Linked DNA regions of Mus musculus: regions 1, 3 and 4 are each linked to region 2. A link is a loop called in an ENCODE intact Hi-C map of the cell type or tissue named here. Cell type or tissue: left cerebral cortex. All regions are shown on one strand. Region 1 holds the start of Rasgrp1 (RAS guanyl releasing protein 1). Region 2 holds the start of Gm32137 (a long non-coding RNA gene). Region 3 has its middle 26 kb from the start of Gm32020. Region 4 overlaps Fam98b (family with sequence similarity 98, member B).

Evidence for each region. A loop is a pair of places that touch in the nucleus more often than their neighbours do. Peaks named below come from ENCODE experiments on the same cell type or tissue, not always from the same donor. Only the 100,000 strongest peaks of a DNase experiment are listed, where the experiment ranks them.
Region 1: a loop joins it to region 2, with 7 times the contacts of the local background. A loop is called at or near these places in 22 of 42 quality-filtered maps.
Region 3: it touches region 2 in a loop (8-fold over the local background); 6 of 42 quality-filtered maps call a loop at or near these places.
Region 4: a loop joins it to region 2, with 10 times the contacts of the local background. A loop is called at or near these places in 36 of 42 quality-filtered maps.

What each region holds. Positions count from the first base shown.
Region 1 is chr2:117,340,060-117,345,059 of GRCm38, reverse strand. Rasgrp1 (RAS guanyl releasing protein 1) reads left to right here and starts at 2,183. Exons shown (of 17, transcript NM_011246.3): 1 at 2,183-2,385. The coding sequence starts at 2,351. In left cerebral cortex, CTCF peaks have their summits at 2,014 and 2,816 (motif pointing left); DNase peaks (open chromatin) are centred at 3,356, 3,750, 4,388, 4,790 and 6 more places; H3K4me3 peaks cover 3,368 bases; H3K27ac peaks cover 3,250 bases.
Region 2 is chr2:117,437,211-117,442,210 of GRCm38, reverse strand. It overlaps Gm32137 (a long non-coding RNA gene), which reads right to left and starts at 2,227. Exons shown (of 2, transcript XR_001783446.1): 1 at 2,073-2,227. In left cerebral cortex, CTCF peaks have their summits at 2,931 (motif pointing right) and 4,003 (motif pointing left); DNase peaks (open chromatin) are centred at 2,198, 2,954 and 3,445; H3K27ac peaks cover 560 bases.
Region 3 is chr2:117,383,918-117,388,917 of GRCm38, reverse strand. No RefSeq gene overlaps it. Among named protein-coding and RNA genes, the nearest start is that of Gm32020, 26 kb to the right of the region's middle. In left cerebral cortex, no CTCF peak of the experiment used is centred here; DNase peaks (open chromatin) are centred at 1,763, 2,653, 3,656, 4,135 and 2 more places; H3K27ac peaks cover 3,829 bases.
Region 4 is chr2:117,261,733-117,266,732 of GRCm38, reverse strand. Fam98b (family with sequence similarity 98, member B) reads right to left here. Exons shown (of 8, transcript NM_026620.3): 5 at 3,814-3,894; 6 at 2,794-2,910. Among named protein-coding and RNA genes, the nearest start is that of Fam98b, 14 kb to the right of the region's middle. In left cerebral cortex, a CTCF peak has its summit at 2,768 (motif pointing left); a DNase peak (open chromatin) is centred at 2,758.

The DNA of each region.
Region 1 (5,000 bases), 97 kb after region 2:
GGTGTAGGGGGTGGGGGGCGGTCCAGAGAAAGGAGATGTCAAAATTAGGGAATGCAGTCTACCCCATAGATCCAGGTGGGGGATGATGGGAATACACACGGGTTTGTGGCTTTGGAGACAGAAAGGAAGTGACAATACAAGGGAATGATGGAGAGAAATGTCTCTACTAGATGCCAAGTGTAGATACTCAGCGGACCCCTGTGGGTCATGTTGAAGCCATGAAAGAAAAACGAAACCACCTCACTTAAGCCTGGATCATATAGAAAAGCCAATGACAATTAAACCATTCCTCCAAGAAAAAAAACATATCCAGAAAGTAGGGCTGCGGTTGCAAAGGAGTCCCTCGGGTGAGCAAAAGGTCTGTGGACCTTCGTTAAGAACCCGATTGAGAAGAGGAAGAAAGACTGAGTGGATCCTGGCTGCCACAGAGACATGGGCTGTACCAGTGAGAAGGGAAGAAGCAGCAGGAAAGGGGGCAAGATGGGGTGGGAAGAAGGAGACAGTTGGTGCCCAGTTGGAAGTGCTTCATATGCACAGGAGACTGTGCACAGGACAGGAGGTGAAGAGGGAAAGGAAGCTGACATGAGTTTTAGAAGGTTAGGGGAGGCAGGTTGCTGAGGGAGGAGTAGGTGAAGCTCACGGGAGGTCTCAGGTGAGTACTATCTGGATCTATCACAAGTATTCCATCATTTTGGGAAAAGTAAGGGGGGCTCTCACCTCATCCAAAACTGCTCCCAGTGACGCCACCCTGCATACCGTCTTCATCTCTATGTTTGCCTGTATCTGTTCTGCCCTCATCCTGCATGACCCCGAGGTGACATCACTAATGCTCGGGAGTATCCTCAGGAGAAACGTCTTTTCAGGCTCTGTGACAAGAACCTCGGATCTTTTAAACATTTTTTTTCTGTTTCTTTTTGTTTTCTTCCTTTTTTGGGGGGTGGGGGTGGGGGTGTCTTTCATATGTAAGGAACTGAACTATGTAGACCTTCCTCTTGGGCTTGGCTGACCCCTTTGAAGCAAGTGTGTAGTAGATTCTGTTTTCCAAATGTGTAAGCATACATTGGTATGTAATTTTAGACTGCTCTCCACTTCTGGCCCCATTTTATCGGCCTTGTTTTGTTGCTGTTGTTTCTCATACTTATTTTTGTAGGTTGTGTATTCTTGTAAGTGATCCTGAATTCTTTTCTAGGACAACATTGCACATAAACATGAGGAAATGCACGCGTTATAGCAGAAGGAGGTCTTAAAGTCCAGAACGTTGTGGCTGGGAAGATCACGGGATGTGATAGCAATAACGAGGGTGTTATTAGGCCAGTCCAGCAGGGACTTAGAGACGCCAGGCAGAGCTCAGTCTGGGCCACCTCTCTTTTCGGTTTACTGGCTGTGAGAGCCTGGTGTTCTCTAAATCTTACGCAGTGCCCTCTTTGCGTTTGGAGGGGTGGCTTAACGAGGTAACATGTAGGAAACAGCACTGGATCAGCATTAGCTGTTGGTATTACCGTGGCCATGTTCCAGACAAGTAGCAGGTAGGTCTCCCCTCTTGGCCAGGTCTGCTGGCACGCTGACATTGCAAGAAAGCCCCTCCCCTAGCCTTCCACTCCCACTTGGCTCTCTTGGTCTACCACACCCACAAACTCCCAAGCAGCAGCCTCTAACCTGACAGCTCACCTCCACACCCACCGCCTCCTCCGTAGTGCAGTGCACACAGCTAAGTCTTCTCTTTTTTTAAATATGCCAAAGAGAACTAAGTGCGTAGTAGTTTAGGGGGGTTCTGCCTTCCTTGCCCAGACCCGACTGTGTACCCTCACTGATACATACAAGACAGTCCTGCCATCCGGGAAAGGGTCTCAGCAGAGCCCCCACCCCCACCCCCCTAGGGGACTCGTAGCCTTGGGTGGAGGCAACTCTTCGCAAGGCTCTAGCTTTGTCAATTTCGGGGCAACTCACTCTGCACCCCTCGGACCTAACTCTTGGGCTGGGAGAGATGAATGGCAGGCGGGGATGAAGGGAGACGCTAGGGCGGCGCAACTCCTCGGGGCGCTACCAAGTAATGGGGGCAGGATTCGAAGAAGAACTGAGGGCGCCCCACGTTTCCTCCAGCCTGATGATAACATCAACGCCTGTCAGGTGGTTGGTGCGAGAGAGTGTGTGCGCGCGCGGGAGCGAGCGTAGGGAGCGCGCTCGCACAAACTTTGTGCCTGCGGGTGAGCCTGGGTCGGCTCGCCGGGCTCCAAGAGTGGTCGGCTCCGGGCTGCGAGGGCCAGCGGCGGCCGAGGGATGCGCGGCGCCCGGCCGAGCCGATCCCACCGCTCTAGGTGAGACGGCTCCAGGGGCGCAGAGAGCCGCGACCATGGGAACCCTGGGCAAGGCGAGAGAGGCTCCGCGGTGAGTAGCTGCGTCTCCTCGGAGAGCGCTGCACCTCTACTGGGGAAGGATAGCTGAGCGGTGTGCCCTGTGGTCCTCTCCAGTGGGTACCAGGAGGGACTAGACGACCAGGGCGCCTCCCTCGGAGGAGAGTTGCCTACAGGGGTAGACCATGATCGGGGACCTGGGAGCCAGGTCAAGATAGGCGTGATACAGACAACCTCAGAGTCCAGCACACCAGGTCGGGAAGAAAGAGTTGGGGTTGCTGGGGTGGCGAGGCCACAGGTCACCTGGGCAGATCTGGAGTGGTCTGAGCCCAGCCAAACCTTTCACCTACCCAGCGCCCACAACAGTCGACCTCCCTGGATGCTCTCGGTCTGGGCACCCCCCGGGAACTCCCACTCGCACACTTTCCGTGCCCTTGGCACCCGCTGCGGGCGCGGGTCTAGGACAGCGCCACCTTGCGGACTCTCCTGGCCTTTCAGGAGCGACTGGCGGCAATGGCTGCAAGCGGAGGTGGCAGTGCTTGGCTGCCCTTTGAGGAAAAAGAAGTTTCCAAATCAATGGTCTATGAGTCTACACCCCTCCCCTTATACTCTACAGAGATGTTTGGGAGACGGAAGGTGAAGGAAGAATGGCTATGAACAGTCTATCTCTTGGGCAGCAATAAGGAGCCTGGGGTGGGGGTTGGAGGGATGTCAAGAAATTTAGTGTTTGTCCTCAAAACACCAGGACCCCGTAACTGCCTGGACACCACTTAGCCTTTGTTAGGGCCGAGAACGTTGTGTCCTTCACAACGCCATTCACGTGGACTCCGATATGACGGCACCATGCCTGATCTGTAACTATGCCCATTAAAATTCCCTGTTGGGCCATATCATCCCCTGAGTGTTCTCAACCTTACCTTGCGCTACACTATAATGGGTTAGTCCATTGAATTAACTCTGCATTATTGGCGGTGTGGGGCAGGACTGGAAGCTACACTCAGCAGAAATGGCCCTGTGAAAGCTGCCTTTTCTTATAAACAACTATGAGATGTCCCGGCCCTCCTCTGTTTCCTCCTTTGCCCTGTGGATAACTGTGCCTGGAGACTAAGTCCCCCAAATCGGTTCATACTTCGAAACCTCTCCCCAGGCTCTGTGGGGTGGGGAAGGCAGACGCTAACTACTGCAGGGCTGAGAAAACATCTTGAAGTTACTGGGTTTCTTTCAAGCTTTTGTTTTTGCTGTTATTGTTGTTATTTTGTTTTATTTAATTCATAAGTTTAACTGGAAACGTGTGGCTACTGCCCTTTAAAATCATGACTTTGTAGAATTAGAGGCTGTTCACTCTTCAGATGGTTAAAGCACTCTCAAAGTTGCCTATCATAAAGCACTGTAAAAATCCTTACCTACAACCATCTCACCAAGAGGTGGAGGGAGGGGAGAGGGCAGAGGACGTGAAGCGGGGATCTAGCTTGGTGAAGAGTGTTTGCCTGGCATGCAACAATCCTGACTTTGGTCCCTAGCATCATGTAAGAAAGAAATTAAGATATTTCTTTTAATTCCTTTGGTTGCATCTTGGTGGAGTGATAGGATTGTTCGTTTTCAATCAGGTATGATGGGGGCATATTTGCAATCCCAGCACTGAATAGAAAAGACTAATACAGAGTTTCAAGCCACATAGTAAGACCCCTGTCTCACAAAAAGAAAAACAAAACAAACAAACAAACAAAACCAAAACAAGCTAAAAAAAATTCTTTTTAAAAAAAATGTAAAGAAAGAAAGAAAAAGAGAATGTGACCTGAGAGTTTTTCCAGGGCAAGCAGTCAAGAGACTAGACAAAGCTTACATGTGCACAGAGTGCTGTTGGCTTTTAACACTTTGCCTTCCCTAGTTTCTCATGCCCTCTGAATTGCTCCTCACTGGGCTAGGTTTAGGTAGTTGTCTTTTTTCTAGGAAGGGAAGGGAGCCAAGCTAGGAAGTGTGGCTTGGTGCTAAGGAAGCTGGCTGCTAACCTGCTGTGCATCTGTGGCCAATATATCTCTATTGCATAGCTGTAGGTGTTTGGGAAAGGACTGTGGAGAGACGACTAGCCAGCTCTTGGGTCCTGGTGACCATTTCAGGAACCTACTAAACAAGGAAGAGCTGAGACGCTGCCTCTGCATCACCAGCCATCTTTCTGAAGCACACGGTTGTTATACATTGAATAAGCCCTTTTGGGCTCTTGACAATCTACTCACCAATTTCAGTGCAGGAATAAACACACAGTTTCATGTAAAAAAAAATAATAATAAAGCCTACTAGATGAATAAAAGCAAGAGGGACCCCAGATACTAGTCCCTGAGATAGCCCATATGAACAGCCTCAGTATGTGTAGGACTCAGTTTCATATCACAAGGTCGTATCTTTCTAGACTGTAGCTTCAGACACAATGCAAATTCCTGCACAGTATCTTTGGAACATGGAAACTTCATGCAGACTGTTGCTGTTTTCAGGTTATCAGTTTATTCTCAGACACTGATCTGACAGTCTCAGGGTCTGGATAAAAGACGGTGGTGGTCAAGAGTTTAGTGGATTTCTGCAGCACCAACCTGATTCTTTGGGAGTCGTTGGCTTGGGTTAGCATGTTCCAAGTCACCAGGGTGACTGTGCTTT
Region 2 (5,000 bases):
GTCTGCTTATTGAAACTCACTGGGATCCTTCCCTCAAACATCCCAAAGGTCTCTGAACCATATCATCAGTTGTCACAGTCATGATCCCACGTCTCTGGTACCTGGTTTCTGTACTTGACTTCTACCATGGCTACAAGCACCCGCCAGAAACAACTTAACAAAGGAGACTGACTTGGGCTCATACTTTAAGTTTCAGTCTGTGACCTAGTTGGTCTATGGCTGTGTACAGGAGTGAGGTATGTCACGGCAGAGGCATGTTATAGAGAAAATTGTTTACTTCATGGCAGCCTGAGAAGGGGGCGGGGAAGGAGTAGGAAACTGGGAAGAGAGAAGGGGAGAGAAAATGGATCCTTCATTCCAATTCTTAGATCTTTGACCACAAGATTTCTAATTCTACATTTGATCAATTTTATTAATGAAAAAGCCACAGTGGGAAAGGCTGCCAACACTCTTAGCTCAATGTATGACTAGAAATAGAGACTGGAAGTCAGATGAGGTGCTCAGGAACATGGCTTGCTAGTATCAAAGCAAAACCTTGTGCCCTTTTTTCCCAAGTTCTGGCCCTGAACTCCAGCCCAGTGTTTGCTTGCAGTGAGGGCACACCTTCTCTCTGACCTCACTTTGTCCCCTCACCATGTTCATCTGAGCTGCCTTGCCGAAGGGCACTCACCATCTTCCATGATTCTGGTTACAAATATTTCCTTATACAGCAAAGTTTCATGAAGAAGGAAGAGGAAGAAAAGCAGGAGGAGGAGGAGGAGGAGGAAGAGGAGAACTAACAGTGCCGTGGGCTTTCCCCAGCATGGTCCCTGACTTTTCTCTGTTGTGCTTTCCTTGTCAGTGTCAAAGAGTAAAATATAATTCTCTCCAGCAACTGAGTAGCTAGTTTACATACATCTAAAGTGCTCCACGGAAGGAGACACACTCCAGTCCGATGCTTGCACACCTAGATGATCTGTGTGACACTGGGTGAGCCTTTGAAGAATTCTAAGAACTTTCTCACAGGAAGAGTGGCTTGGGGCCCCTCAGCTGCTCTCTCTGGGTTCCTCTGAGCTCAGGGTTTTAATGTGCATAGGATAGGATGAAGGAAGGGGGCTGGGGGAAGAAAGCTGATGGGAGGACTGAGCCTCAGAGGAAAGAGGACGAGCCATACAAAAGCTGGCCATTTACTATTACACTCCTGGGGAGGGGGATTCCTCCCTCGGCACAGTAAGTTCATTCAGATGATGTCTAATGCAGCTGAAGCTGATGACTAGGTAGACCAGAAAGATGCAGGGCGATGGGGACTTACAGCAAAGGCACATTGGGTGACAACAGAGATCACTGGACAGAAGAATGACTCAAAGATCAAAGGTCCATGCGAACCTCCTGTGACCGCCAGAACTCTGCGGAGGAGGCCTGTCCCTACTCCTCCTAACCTTGTGAGCTTGAGTACATTCTAGAACATTCCTAAGCCCCTTTCTCCTGTAAAATGGGGGAGCATAGGAATACTTTATTCATGGGGTACCCACAAAAAAAAAGAAAGAAAGAAATTAAACGGCATAAGAGCCCTTGGCCCATTTCTAATGCCCAACAGGCAACACGTCAAAGATCATAAATAATTACAAATTCAAGACAGGTCCAAGGGCACATGACTGCGATCTCAGTACTCAGGGAGTGGAGGTAGGAAATTAAGGAATTTAAAGTCATTCTCCACTACATCGTAAGCTACAGGTCAGCCTAGGTTCCATGAGACGTTGTAGCAAATAAATAAAACAAACACACAAACAAGCAAATAAACACTGCCCACTCCAATTCCCAAAAGTCTGCCATCTCACGGTTTTCTCTTTTTCCTAGACATCCTGTTTGCAATGCGCGCATATATATATATATTTTTGTATATTTTCCCATCACCAAACAAAGCCATCCCATTTCCCATTCTGTCAAAATCCCTCCTCAACAAAGCAAACTCCACAGGCAGACGTCGTCGTCGTGGTCGTCATCGTTGTCGTCATCATCATCTGTGCCTCAGAACTTACTTCCACTGTGTAACTAAGTTATATTTTCCTCCTGGTTTTCTGGGAAATGTTTACCTTAGTTTGCTCCTCCTCAGTTCCAAGAACAGGGCACCATGGTTTCCATCCCGCTAAGCTATAATGGGGTATCCCAGGGAGATAATGGATTCTGCCCAGCAAGCGAGCACTTACAGGAAGCCCTGGGTAGAGTGCGCCTGCGCAGACCCTCTCTAATGCACTCCTTCCATTATGCTCCTCCAATTATCCCTGTCTCCCCCGGCTACCTCCAATTAACCAGTGCTCTTTGCAGTCTTTCATCTGCCCCAAGGTCATTAGTTTCCATCTGACATGGTCAGTAGTCAGAGCCAGGCCTGGCACTTCTCGAAAACCTCAGATAATGTTTTAGCCAGCGTGGCTCGATTTCTTGATTGCATTCAGCTTTGACAAGAGCTACTTGAACCAGCATCCTACAGAAATAATATGTTAAAAGAAAAGTGGCCACTGCTTTCTATTCCCTGTTTCCTGGTGGTGTGGGTAGGTAGCCCAGAACTAAGGCTCTGCAGTAGTAGAGTGGCTTATTTTGCAAATGGTTTAGAATCTCTGGGTATGTGATTTTAATTCATTTTTCGCCTATAAACTCGGAGATACCAAGGCACTTCAATAACTCTTTAATTAGCCAAACTGGGTAAGAAGTTAGGGATGGACCCAGAACCACCAAGTGACACCCAGACGCGTAAGGCCACAGCTGACAGGACAGCCACTGTGTGACAACCAGACACTTTCACTCCAAAGGGCTTGTCTGCTGAAACTTTAAAACACATTTCCACTTCTAACATTCTATCCTACTTCTCCATATGCTGACTCACACTCCCCAAAGTGGATTAAAATCTTCTTGGCTCTTGCCTCTATACAGTTTAGATGTTCTCCTGTAATGTGTGTGTACTGCCAGCAGATGGCGACAAAAGTCACCGCTGTCCAGACTCTTGCTTGGAGATGAGGGTGAGCACCACAGTGACAGTAATGAGAATGCAGTGTGAATGTGTGTGTGTGTGTGTGCTTGTGAGTGTGTGTGAATGTGGGTGTGTGAATGTGCATGTGTGAATATGTGTGTATTTGAAATTCACAAGGAAAATGTTAATTAAGAAAGAAAGAAAAGAGAGAGAGAGAACCAGAGGAAGAGAGTGAGAGGGGGAAGAGAGAGGGGTAAGAGAGAGATGGAGAGAGATAGAGAGGGAGAGAAAGACACAACAGAAGGAGAGAGGGGGAGGGAGTAAGGGAGGTTAGGAAAGAGAAGGGGGACAAGAGAGAGAGAGAGAATCTAGTAGTGGAAGATGGGTAAGACAGCAGCCGGCTGGGTATTTGCTTGAGGGATCTCCCCACCCCCAGCCCCCCACAGACACCGATTCAGACAGCCATCTACATCTCACACTATTTGCACAGGAACTAAGGAAGCGATGCAAGCAGCTGCGGTACCTGGTTTCAGTATGAAAATCAGAAAAGACATCTTGAAGATGGCAGGAAGGAAGCCTCACCAGTCCCCAACAGTAAAAGATGCTGCCTCCGTGCCTGCCTGACTGCCTGTCGGATCAGAAGAGAATTAAGCCCAGCCTTTAGAACTATCTACCAAGTTTGCCATGCTGTGAGCAAGTGCCAGTTAGGACACTAGAGCTCTGTTCCTAGGCAGTACATGCAGATTGAGTCTTTACTATCCTTGGCCATGTGATGAAAGGACTGCCTCTACTGTCCTCTCCCAAATTTGAACAGACAGTACCAATTACAGAAGGCCTCTGCCCGTGAGCCAAGCTCTGCAGCTGATGTCTTCACATCACTTGGGCAGCCTCTGCACCCCTGCCCCAAAAGGGATATAAAGGTAGATACCGAAATGAATACATGTCTATGCCTAGAATGCTGCCGGGCTGGTAAAACGCTAACATTGGCCCTGTCCAGACCAGCACGTACGTGCAGATGGCACCACCAGAATCTCCCCGGACTAGGCCCGGGGCGCCCTCTAGTGCTGAAGCAGCGGCAGCACACCAACATGAGATGGTGGCAAACCTGCTGTAGTAGAACGCCCACAAGTTCCGGGCCAAATAAGTATCTTGCTTAGAAGTTTTGGAAAGATGGGAACAAGAAAGACCAGGCTATGATAACTACTAAAAAGTTTAATCTCTCAGGTTCCAGATGACATGGCATGTCAACAAACAACAAGAACTTTTAAGAAATAGGACCTAACTTAGCCAGCAAAAGAAAGCACCAGAAACTGACTGGATAATGACTGATACTTGTAAACTCTAAGATGTACAATTCAAAACAGATATTTTTTTAAAGTGCTATACAAAACAAAAACAGGGTGGACGGGAAGTAGAGGAGTAGGGCAGGCCTCTAATCCCAGCATTTAGGAGGCAGAGACAGGCAGATCTCTGAGAGTTCAAGGCCAGCCTGGTCTGAATAGCAAATCCCAGGCTAACTAGTGCTATGAGATACTGTCTTTAAAATAAGCAAACAAAACAAAACAAAACACAAAAGACCACAGAAATAATCTAATTCTGCAAGAGAAGAGAAAAGTTTAACAGAGAAAAGAGATTAATTAAAAAAAAAAAAAAAGCAAAACAGAAATCCTTAGGCAAAAAGAGAAAAAAAAAAACTCAACAACAACCCAAAAAAACAAAAACAAACAGTAAACTAAGAAATAAAAGCAAAGAGGAAGAAAAAGTAATAAAACAAGCAGGAGGGAAAAGCTTGAGGATAGGTGACTGGAAAACACACAGTCAGAACAGAAGGTGGAAGGGAGCAAAAGGGATGAAGCCAGTGTGTGGAAGGAAGCACCCAGACCGCCTGCAGGAAGCCAGTGTGTGGGCCACGTTCTGGTGTGCAGCACCCGGACAGCCTGCAAGGAACCATTGTATGGATTAGGTGCCAGAGAGCCGCACCGGGACACCCTGCAGGAGCCAGTGTGTGGGCGAGGTGCCCTGGTGCATGCTTGTGGCCCCACCTCCTTGGAAGTCT
Region 3 (5,000 bases), 53 kb after region 2:
TGCTCCTTCCTGACCTAGTCATATCTTTATCTACCAACTAGTTTCCACTATCCCTCCTTAGGATATACAATTAGACCATCAGCTCGAAGCCCTTAACAGTACCCCAGTAGTTAAAAATACAGACATTGGATACAGCTTTCAAATATGTTCAGTTGGACCTCCTAGTTTTATGTCATTGTTCAAGCTTCAGTTCTGTCAATGTTTCAATCATAGTCCAGTGGCTCCCCTATCAATGCTTTCTCAAAAGCAATCTATCTCTATAGAGCTGAATTGAAGTTCTTACATTCGCCCAATTGTCTTTTCTCAAGCCTGGTCTGTATCTGTGCCAGCCTAACAGAGAGTCCAGTGGAGAAAATGGTGCCCTCATTCTCAGGAAGGCCCATGTCATGATGACCATAGTCACTGCTCCACATCTAGGCTGTGCTTCTCCCTCGGGCAGTGGTGCTGATCAGTGACACCCAATAGAATCACTAAGAAACTTCCCACACACAGACCCACCCAGAACAATAATCCAGAACCTGCAGCAACGGGCCCCATGTCTCTCTGTGTTCTAATGTCCCCAGGTGATCCTACCACGCAGCCAGCATTACACAACCACTCTAACACCCACATGAGCCACACACACTACTCTTCAGGGTTCGTGTTCTATAAAATGATGCTTCTCATTCTTTGTGCACCCACAGAGGAGCTGGTGATTCTGCATCTTTATGTGGCTGGGCCTTCAATTCTACAGTAAAACAAGCTTTAGGGATGGGCATGGTGATGTATGCCTTTGACTCCAGCACTAAGGAGGCAAACACAGGAAGACCTCTGTGTGTTCGAGGCTCTACCTGGAAGGTCCAGGCAAGCCAGGGCTACATATTGAGATCCTGTCTCACAAGGAAAGAAAGGGAGACAGGAGAGGGGAGGAGGGATAGGAGGGGAGGAGGGATAGGAGGGGAGGGGAGGGGAGGGGAGGGGAGGGGAGGGGAGGGGAGGGGAGGGGAGGGGAGAGGAGAGGAGAGGAGAGGAGAGGAGAGGAGAGGAGAGGAGAGGAGAGGAGAGGAGAGGAGAGGAGAGGAGAGGAGAGGAGAGAAGAGAAGAGAAGAGAAGAGAAGAGAAGAGAAGAGAAGAGAAGAGAAGAGAAGAGAAGAGAAGAGAAATCTCTGACTGGTACACCTGAATCAGACTTGAACACTATGTAGCGGGGACTACAGCATTTTAAAATCAACACCATTGCCACTTTTTCAATGTCTTAATTCATGCTACAAGAAAACTAAGTAGCTGAACAGAAATAAGAATAAAAACTTTCTTTGGATCCACAGTAGTCCCAAGACGAGTACCATATGCACACTCTAGTTGCAAATGGCAGCTTCTCTGGACTCATTTCCTACCCGTGGGAAGCGAAACAGAAAATAACATCGGTTTGCATTTCAGCAGACAGACTTTTTTCCAGTGGGAATAGTCATGAAAAAGAAAAAAACAACCCTCCAGGCTGAGGTCTCTTGCCTAAAGTTCATATTCCCCCTCACCACCACCACTACCACCACCACCACCCGCCCCGGTTTGCCAGGGGTTGGCTGTGGAATCCCTTACGGCTATTTACACGTAAGAACAGAAGAGACATCTTTGCCAAGGGGCTGCACAAAGGGCTACTGGGAGAACAGCCCTGTGTATCTGTGTGACTCAGATCTCATCCCCAGAACAGCGTGGGCTAACTTTCCAAGCAGTGCTTCCATATGCCATGGGTTTGGTTTGAATCTCTTTTCTCTCCCTGGACAGTAGCTTTGGGGCCTAGGAAACATTATTCCACTCTCTTTACTCCTTCCACCCTCAGGCATCCTCCGCAATGCGTGAACACACAAGCCCAGAAAGGGTTTTATTCATCACAGTGCTTGGCACCTTCAGAGCACTGAGTCCTGGCAGTGGTATTTTCTGGGCCTCCCACATCCCGAGTGAAATGGCAAAACTAGCCTCGTTGTCACTCACCAAAAGAACCTGAGTTACAGCAAGGGGACCAAAACCCTTGCTCCCTTCTGCTGCCTTGTGCGTCTAGCAATTGGGGCTCTCCAAGGAATGCAATAGTCATTGCTCCAGATGTGCACATGTGGATGAGAAAGATCAATTCTGAAATCTGAAGTCAGACAAGGCATAGCTGGTTTTCTCCCACTCCAAGGGAAGGGAAGTGTTCCTTGTGACAACAGTTACTTCCTTTTGAGGCCAGGGAAGTACTTCCTTTTGAGGCCAGGAAAGTAAGAACTAAGGACAAGCAGAGTTCCCCGTGAACCCTCTAAAGGAACCCGGGCTTCCAGGGGCATTGACATTTGGCAGGCAACAAAAGTTGGTGAAGGGAAGTGTTCCAGAGGCTTCAATGTGGATGGCAAGCTGCCTGCTTCCTTTGGAGAAAATGAGTTTGAAATCAAGGCATTCAAGCGTCTGCACAGGTAGTCCCTGAGCTAAGGGCAGCAGAGGAGGTGAACTAACTCTGATCCACGCTTCGTTATGGACCCTACCACTGCAGAGACTGGATGCTAGGAGTGCATCTCTGGCAAAAGCTGATAAAGACAGCACAGTGCAGATAACCCTTGAAGTCCCAGTGTCAGCCCCAAAGAGCTGCTTCCAGAGATGGCGAGTGGGTGGACTTCTGGAGACACAGATTCGGCTTTCTAACTTTAGCCTGAACTTTCGAGTGCCTCTCTGCAGTACCAGGAAAAACATTTGGTGTGAAGGAGGCTAAGAATAGCAGCTCAAATCAGAATGTGGAATCAGAGGAGTTTCAATCAGCCATGTGTTCCCTCCTCCCTGGCCTGGCTGGGTCATAAGCAGCGGTGGGGCAAAAGAGTCAGGGCTGAAAGACTTGAGGTTTAGAAACAGAGTGAGGATGAGGAGGTCTGTTGAGCCTCCCAGGGCTGATGCTAAGCGCTTCACATGGATCAACAGACTAAATACTTGCCCCATGCTAGGAATATCTCCAAATCACAGATAGGGAGATTTGACTTAAAAATATCAAGAAAACAATTCAAGGTTAACCCACTGATCACACAGGAGACCCCAGAAAAGAGCAACAAAGTGCAAAGAAACAGAAACAAAAACTAGCCAGCAAAGTACAGGGTTTAATAGGGAGGGGACTTTCAAACACAGAAGGGGACACTACTTGAGGGACATCAGGCTGCTATGCATCTCAGATGCAAACGAATATAGAATTCTAATCTTACAGTGATGAGGAAGGAGTCAGAGTAAACATCAGAAAGGAAGAGTAACATGGGTTGGGAGAAAATAAAACCCAATGTAATATGAGTTCTTATTACTGAGAGACAATGAGAGCCTATTAACTCAAACTGGGGATGGGGGCTGCTTCCAGGTATTAATAGGAGAAATTGAACATAATTGGTGGGGAGAAAGTCATGCACTTAGTAGGGTTAGGTTTCTTAGTTTAATGGACTCTAAGAATATTTGTTATTTTCGGGGGCGGGGCTCAAACCCAGGGCCATCATGCATTCTAAGCAAGGAATCCACCCAAAAGTTGTATCCCCAGCCCCTCTAAGAACTGTTATATAACCAATGTACACACAAAATGACTCTCTGGTTGGAGTAAGTTGTTTCCCAAATGTATCTCACCATATCCTATTTCCTTAAAAAAAAAAAATCTGGGGGTGGGGGTGCTGCTCTTTTTCCGAGAGGACTGAAGTAGGCTCTGATTGGTCTTCTTACTCTAAAGTGTGACCCACGCACCTGTCATTGACATAGGCGTCACTTGGGAGCAGTGAAAAATGCTAAATCTCAACTCAGCCCAACCTACAAGCTTAGAGCCTGACTCTGATCAATTGATCGTGGGGATTTCTGGATATATCAAACCTTTAGAGTCTTCTTTGTTAGTGCCTGGACTTGGAAGTCCCAGAACATCCCTTTTGGTTAGTTCCGTAGATCAGTAAAAATTGTCCACAGAGCCAGTTAGAGTGAAGGATAATGTTGGTCCATCTCATGAATAAAGTAATGGGTGAGTGTGACGGGGAGTGGGTGGTGGCACTTTGGACAGTGTCTAACATATTCTTCTTGGGTGGTAGTAGGTAATATGCATGAGTTTCCTAAATGTTCTGTGTGAGGTGCTCTCACATAACCTAGGCTACTTCCTCCTCCAAGATTCACAGGTACTCCAACCCACTCTACAGCCACTGTTCATGAAGGAAGTCAGTGTGGAATCTTGGGAGGTGGGTTAAGCCTCTTCATTCATCGGTGCCAGTCAGAGCTATTTATACTGACTTGATGCTAGGAACTATCTTACACGGCACAGATAACACTGTATAATATAGACATGAGAGACTATCTCCCCGACAGCTTCTACAGTACAGACATTCAATTTGTAATCGTAGGGGGAAAACACCATACCTTGTTAAAGTGACAACGCTGTTAAGAAAATAAAATGGGTGATGGGATTGTGAGAGTTGTGTTCTGTTTTCAATTAGATAGCCACATGGGTGGAATATTATTGTACTAAATTAGTAGAAAAGAAAAGTGCAGTTGTTCAAAGAACTTAGGTCGGAGTCCCTAAGAGGAAGCAAGTACCAAGACCCTGAGGCAGACACATGTTCATGTTCAAGGGACAGAAGTAAGGCTACTATACCCAGCACATATTCTACAAGAAGATAACATAGTGAAGCTATGAGCATAGAGAGCTGGCTAGGGGTCTTCAGGGAGCTCTCTATGCCATAGTAAGAATATGGCATTGTATCTTATGCTGGGAGAATGCCAGGCAGCTTAAGATACAGCTTAATTTGAATTTCTGTAAGCAAGCTAGCTGTGTGAGAAGCAGACCCCAGAGAGAGGTGAGTAGGAATTAGGCAGGCACTTAAGAAATGGGAACACCCCTCTGGGTATCAGGGAAATGGCTGCCTGCCTCAAGGTGGGGCTCTGAGCTCTAAAGCACCATATGGATACTGCTGTGCTCTCCTGCTGACAAATGCCACCAGAATTCTCCTGATCCCCGTCATTCCATGTGGAGAAAGCCCCATCCTATGGCAGGC
Region 4 (5,000 bases), 180 kb after region 2:
ACTAGAAGATATAGACTAACAGACTTGATTTAAAAACAAAAAAAGAACCAACTGTATATATCTTCAAGAAAGAGCTAGTAAGATAAGAAAAAATGGAAAATAAGTTACCAAGCAAATAGAAACTGTAAACAAGCAGGCAGTTATCCGAACATCAGATAAAGTAAACTTCAAACCAAACGAATTAGAAGACATAAAAGGGAACATTATATACCAATAAAGAGAACAATTCAGCAAGAAGATACAATAATTGTAAACATTTATACACTGAATATATCGGAGCCCCTAATTTCATACAAACACTAAAGGCATAAAAGGTCACTTGAGTCCTTCCTTACACAATAATGGGGCATGGGTGGCTTCAATACTTTACTCTCATGTTTAGACAGAGCTAAACTAAAGCAAATAAAGAAATTCAGATCTAAGATTCACTATGAATCAACTAGACAGAACAGAAATATACAGAATATTCTACCTAACAAACAGGAATACACATATTTTTTTCAGCAGCACAGGACCTTTTTCCACAATCAATTATATCATAAGACAGAAATCCAAGTCTCAACAAATATAAAAGAAAGAAAATGATAAGATAGATAGAATCCCTTACATTCAATTAGAATACAATGGAAGAAAATTCTAAATCAACAAGAGACCACAAAAATACTGGAGTCTAAATGACACATTTTTGAATTAGCCCTGGATCACCCAAGAAATATTACAGAAAAAACCTAAAATTCCTAGTGATGACTGACAATGAGAATACAACTTCTCGGAACCTCAGGGGCACAGAAAGGGGGCCCAAGAGGAAGATTTACATGGAAAAGCTCACACAGTAAAAATTCTAAGGATATCAAGTCAGCGACCTAAAGGTGCATCTCAAGGCTCTTGAGAAGCAACAATCAGCCAATCCGAGCCCTGCAGACAGCAAAGAGAATTAAGGAAAGAGATAAAAGAACAACACATAAGATTAACCAGGGAACTGGGTTTGAAAGAAAGTAGGATTGACAAACCTTTACCCACACTGATAATAGGGGCAGCATCACAACAGACCCCAATGAAGGACAGACTATTAGTGATTACTATGAAGGCTTAGACTCCAAAAGGCTGGGAAACCTAGAATAAATGAACCTCCTTAACACAAAGCATCTTCCAAAACTAAATCCAGAAGACATAAATAGTAACTTAAACAGACACATTGCAGTAATGAGATAAATCAAGTCTCCACTCAAAAGAAAGCGGGAGAGGTGGGGGGACATTCCACTCAGATCCACTCCCACAGAATTATCTAGAAATTCATCTGCTTGATGATAGCCACCTGACTTGGCATTGCTGTTGTTCATGTGGCATGGCAGACACAATGCCTCACACAGAGACAGAAATGTCACCAAGGGCCAAGAAAGAAGTAGCCCAAGAGCTGGGCCTAAGAATACAGACATGAAAAGGGACATTACTAAGAGGACACCACTGACACAGAACAGCTACTTTCTTAACATTGATTTTTGTATCCCATAACTTAACTATGTGTTTATTAGGTCTAAGAGTTTTTGAGTAGATCTGTAGGATGTTTTCTAAATAAATCATGTATTTGCAAATAATGAGAGTTTAACTTTTCCTTTCATGTCTTTGAGTTCTCTAACTGCTAGAGTCTTAGATTGTCTATCCCAGGCTAGACACTCACTGAATGAAACTCATATATTGCTTTTGTGCTGCTTTAACAAAATCCCTGATGCTGGATAACTTACAGGTGCATTTGGCTTGTGAGTCTAGTGATTAGTCCAAAAGGCATGCTGGCTAGGTCCACCAGCTACATCCCAACATGAAAATGATATGGAAAGAGAAAAGACTATGTTGCAGAGGGGTCAAGTTCATGACAGCTGCACTTTAAACAGCCCACTTCACAAGAACTAATTCATTCGTGTAAGACCAAACCTCAAGACCAGGGTCAGACCATTCATCAGGGTGGATAGACTCCACTGACCACCACCACGGTGGGAACCAAGCTTCTAGCCTATGAACCTTGAAGGATGTCAAATCATAGTGGTATAAGTGACACCAAGTGCTATAACCCAGGAAGAAGGGCAAAACAACAGTATGAGGTAATATCAGAGCTCCACTGTGCTAGAAGCTGAATAACAGGCAGCAGATATGAAGCGAAGGGTATTGACTAAAAGCTGCTAGAGGAATCATGGCAACCAAGGATTGTCATATACTGGATATTACAGAGCTCATTGCAGCAGTCCTTGAAATAGGGAAAGTCCAATGACTGCCTCTATTTACTGTTTGGAAAGTTCTTACACTATGATATGAGAGGGGCAGAGAGAACCCCAGACTAACACTTGGAAAGATCAAAGGCCCCAAGCTATCTGAAAAGCTTCGAGTTGGAAGGCTCCACTCCTCCACTCTCTTCAATGAGACGACATGCTGCAGTCACACGGCCTAAGAAACACAAGAAACCTGTTCCAACAGCAGTTCTCCCTAAACCTGCCCCTACGCTACTGCTTCATTAGTTACTCACTCACATCTGTAACTCGCTCAGCTCACACATACGCCTTTATGCACTGGTATAAATCAAGCCATGCAAATTAAAAGGAAGGTGAAAGCCAGGGAAAAAGTCATCAGCAAACATGGACCTATAGGAGACTAGGATCATTGTATGGAAGAGCACTGGTAACTGAACATGTAGGTTAGAATAGAGTAAAGAGTGACTGGGCCTAGGTACCTACAGCAGAGAAAGCCTGGCAGGAGCTGCCCCACACTGCCACCTACAGGACACCAGTGGGAAAGCAGCCTCACCTTTGCTCTATCGGACCATCCAAAGGACTGCACTGTCACATCCAATCGTTTCATTAACATCCGTCGGCGACACTCATATTCACAGGAAAGAGCATCATTAATTCTTTCCAGTTTTTCCTAAAGAATTGGGGATGAAACACAAAAATTAGACACTGATTCTTCAGAAAAGAAGTTGAAAATTACTGTACTTTAAACACTAAATGATCATTTTATGGTCCTATGAGACTATGAAAAATTATTTAAATAACATTTAATGATAAAACATTTATAGTGTTCAGAAGCTATTAAAGATGCCTATATCTTTCATTAGATATATTTATTTAGTAAGACATCAATTTACTAAACAGTGCACATTAATAAGGAAAGACTATGCCAATACCTGCCTTTCTTGCTAGCTTCACAAATTATCCTTTCAAATCACAATTCTGCTAATCTATTGGGCACTATAAATATTCTTGACTAAGTAGATATTTTAAATTAATGACTTGATTAAACTGTTGTGATAGATTACTCTAGAATATCAATTCTATTTCTCCAAAATACTAAATGTCCATTTATAAAAAGAAGGCAGTACAATGGACTTGGATGTTGCTTGTCCCCTCAAAGGTTCCTGCTGGAGGTGTGGTCTGCAAGGTGGCAGGTGTAGGGAGAGAAAAGAAAGAGCACAGAGAGCCTGTGTAAGGTGGGGCCAAGAGAGAAGACGTAGGTCAACTAACTGCAGGCAAGACCCTGAAAAGGACTTTGGGATGCCTCTTCATCGGTATTGTCTTTATATACACAAACCATCCTTGCCACCCATCAGGAGTGCCAGATACAAAGACCAGCCCTGCCAGAGCTGGCACTATGTGGTTTAGATTTTCAGCCTTCAAAACTGCAATCTAAGTCTCTTTACTAATGGCAGCCTGCCACTACAGTAGTGAATACTACTGTATTTCACTACAGTGACAAAAAAATGTTTTAAAATGAACTAATACAGTTATGCCCTCACTTAGTTGTAAAGCTAGTAAAAGAACCACTTACTGCCTGTTCAGAACTTAAATCAACCTTTAGCAATGGCTTTCCCACATGGTTTTTCTGGACTCTACAGAGAATATCCTTCACCTAAAAGTAAACATGAAAGATTACAAAAAGTTACATACATACACACATACATACATACACACATACATACATACATACACACATACACACACACATACATACATACACACATACACACACACATACATACATACATACATACATACACACATACAATCATACATACATACATACAATCATACATACATACATGCATACATATACACACATACACACATACAATCATACATACATATACATACATACATACATACATAACCATCTTCTTCTTTGATGTGCTGTTTTGAACACCCAGTAACGACCAAGTTAAAGTGAAACAAATAAAACACACCTTCACCCAGCAGAAAAGGGGCTCAAGTCACAGCCATGCCAAATCCCTGGTACATAGGAAGTGCCAGTTACATTAATTCAAACCACAAAGCATTCTTGCCCAGGCTAGCGTTCAGAAGTGTCACAACCCATGAGTGTACAATGACTCTGGGATTTCCTCTAACATGGCGCTCTTTACTTCCTGGCAACCTCTCAGGAAGGAAACAAGACATTTAACAAGTCCATCGCTTTCCTCAGATGAACACTGTAATTGGTACATATTCAGTTCCCGCTGCTCCACAGACAACACAGGACAACATTTTATTACTTTTGCAGGGCCACTGATTGAGAGTACCATTTTTATTCTGTAAACAGGACATTGGATAATTACTTTTCCTTTTGTAACATCACAGGTCATTCCATTAATAGTCATTTACCCTGAAGAAGCTGACCACAGAGTGAAGATCTGAGCTGTGCTCACCCTCCTACCTGGGGTGTGGTTCACGCTCATATTATACAGTAACCACAGTGAACAATCAGAAACAGTAATTAAAGGTTCAAAATCATGCTGAAGAGAGAGCTCAGTGATTACGAGCACTCACTGTTCTTTCAGAGGACCTGGGTTCGATTCCCAGCAAGCATATGGTGGCTCACAACCATCTGTGACCCCAATTCCATGGGATCCAACAGACATGTACATGGTGCACATACATGCATGTCGGGAAAACAATATAAATGAATACAAAACAAATTCAAGGTCACCTTGAAAACTGGGATGGTAATAAGAAATGACTGTG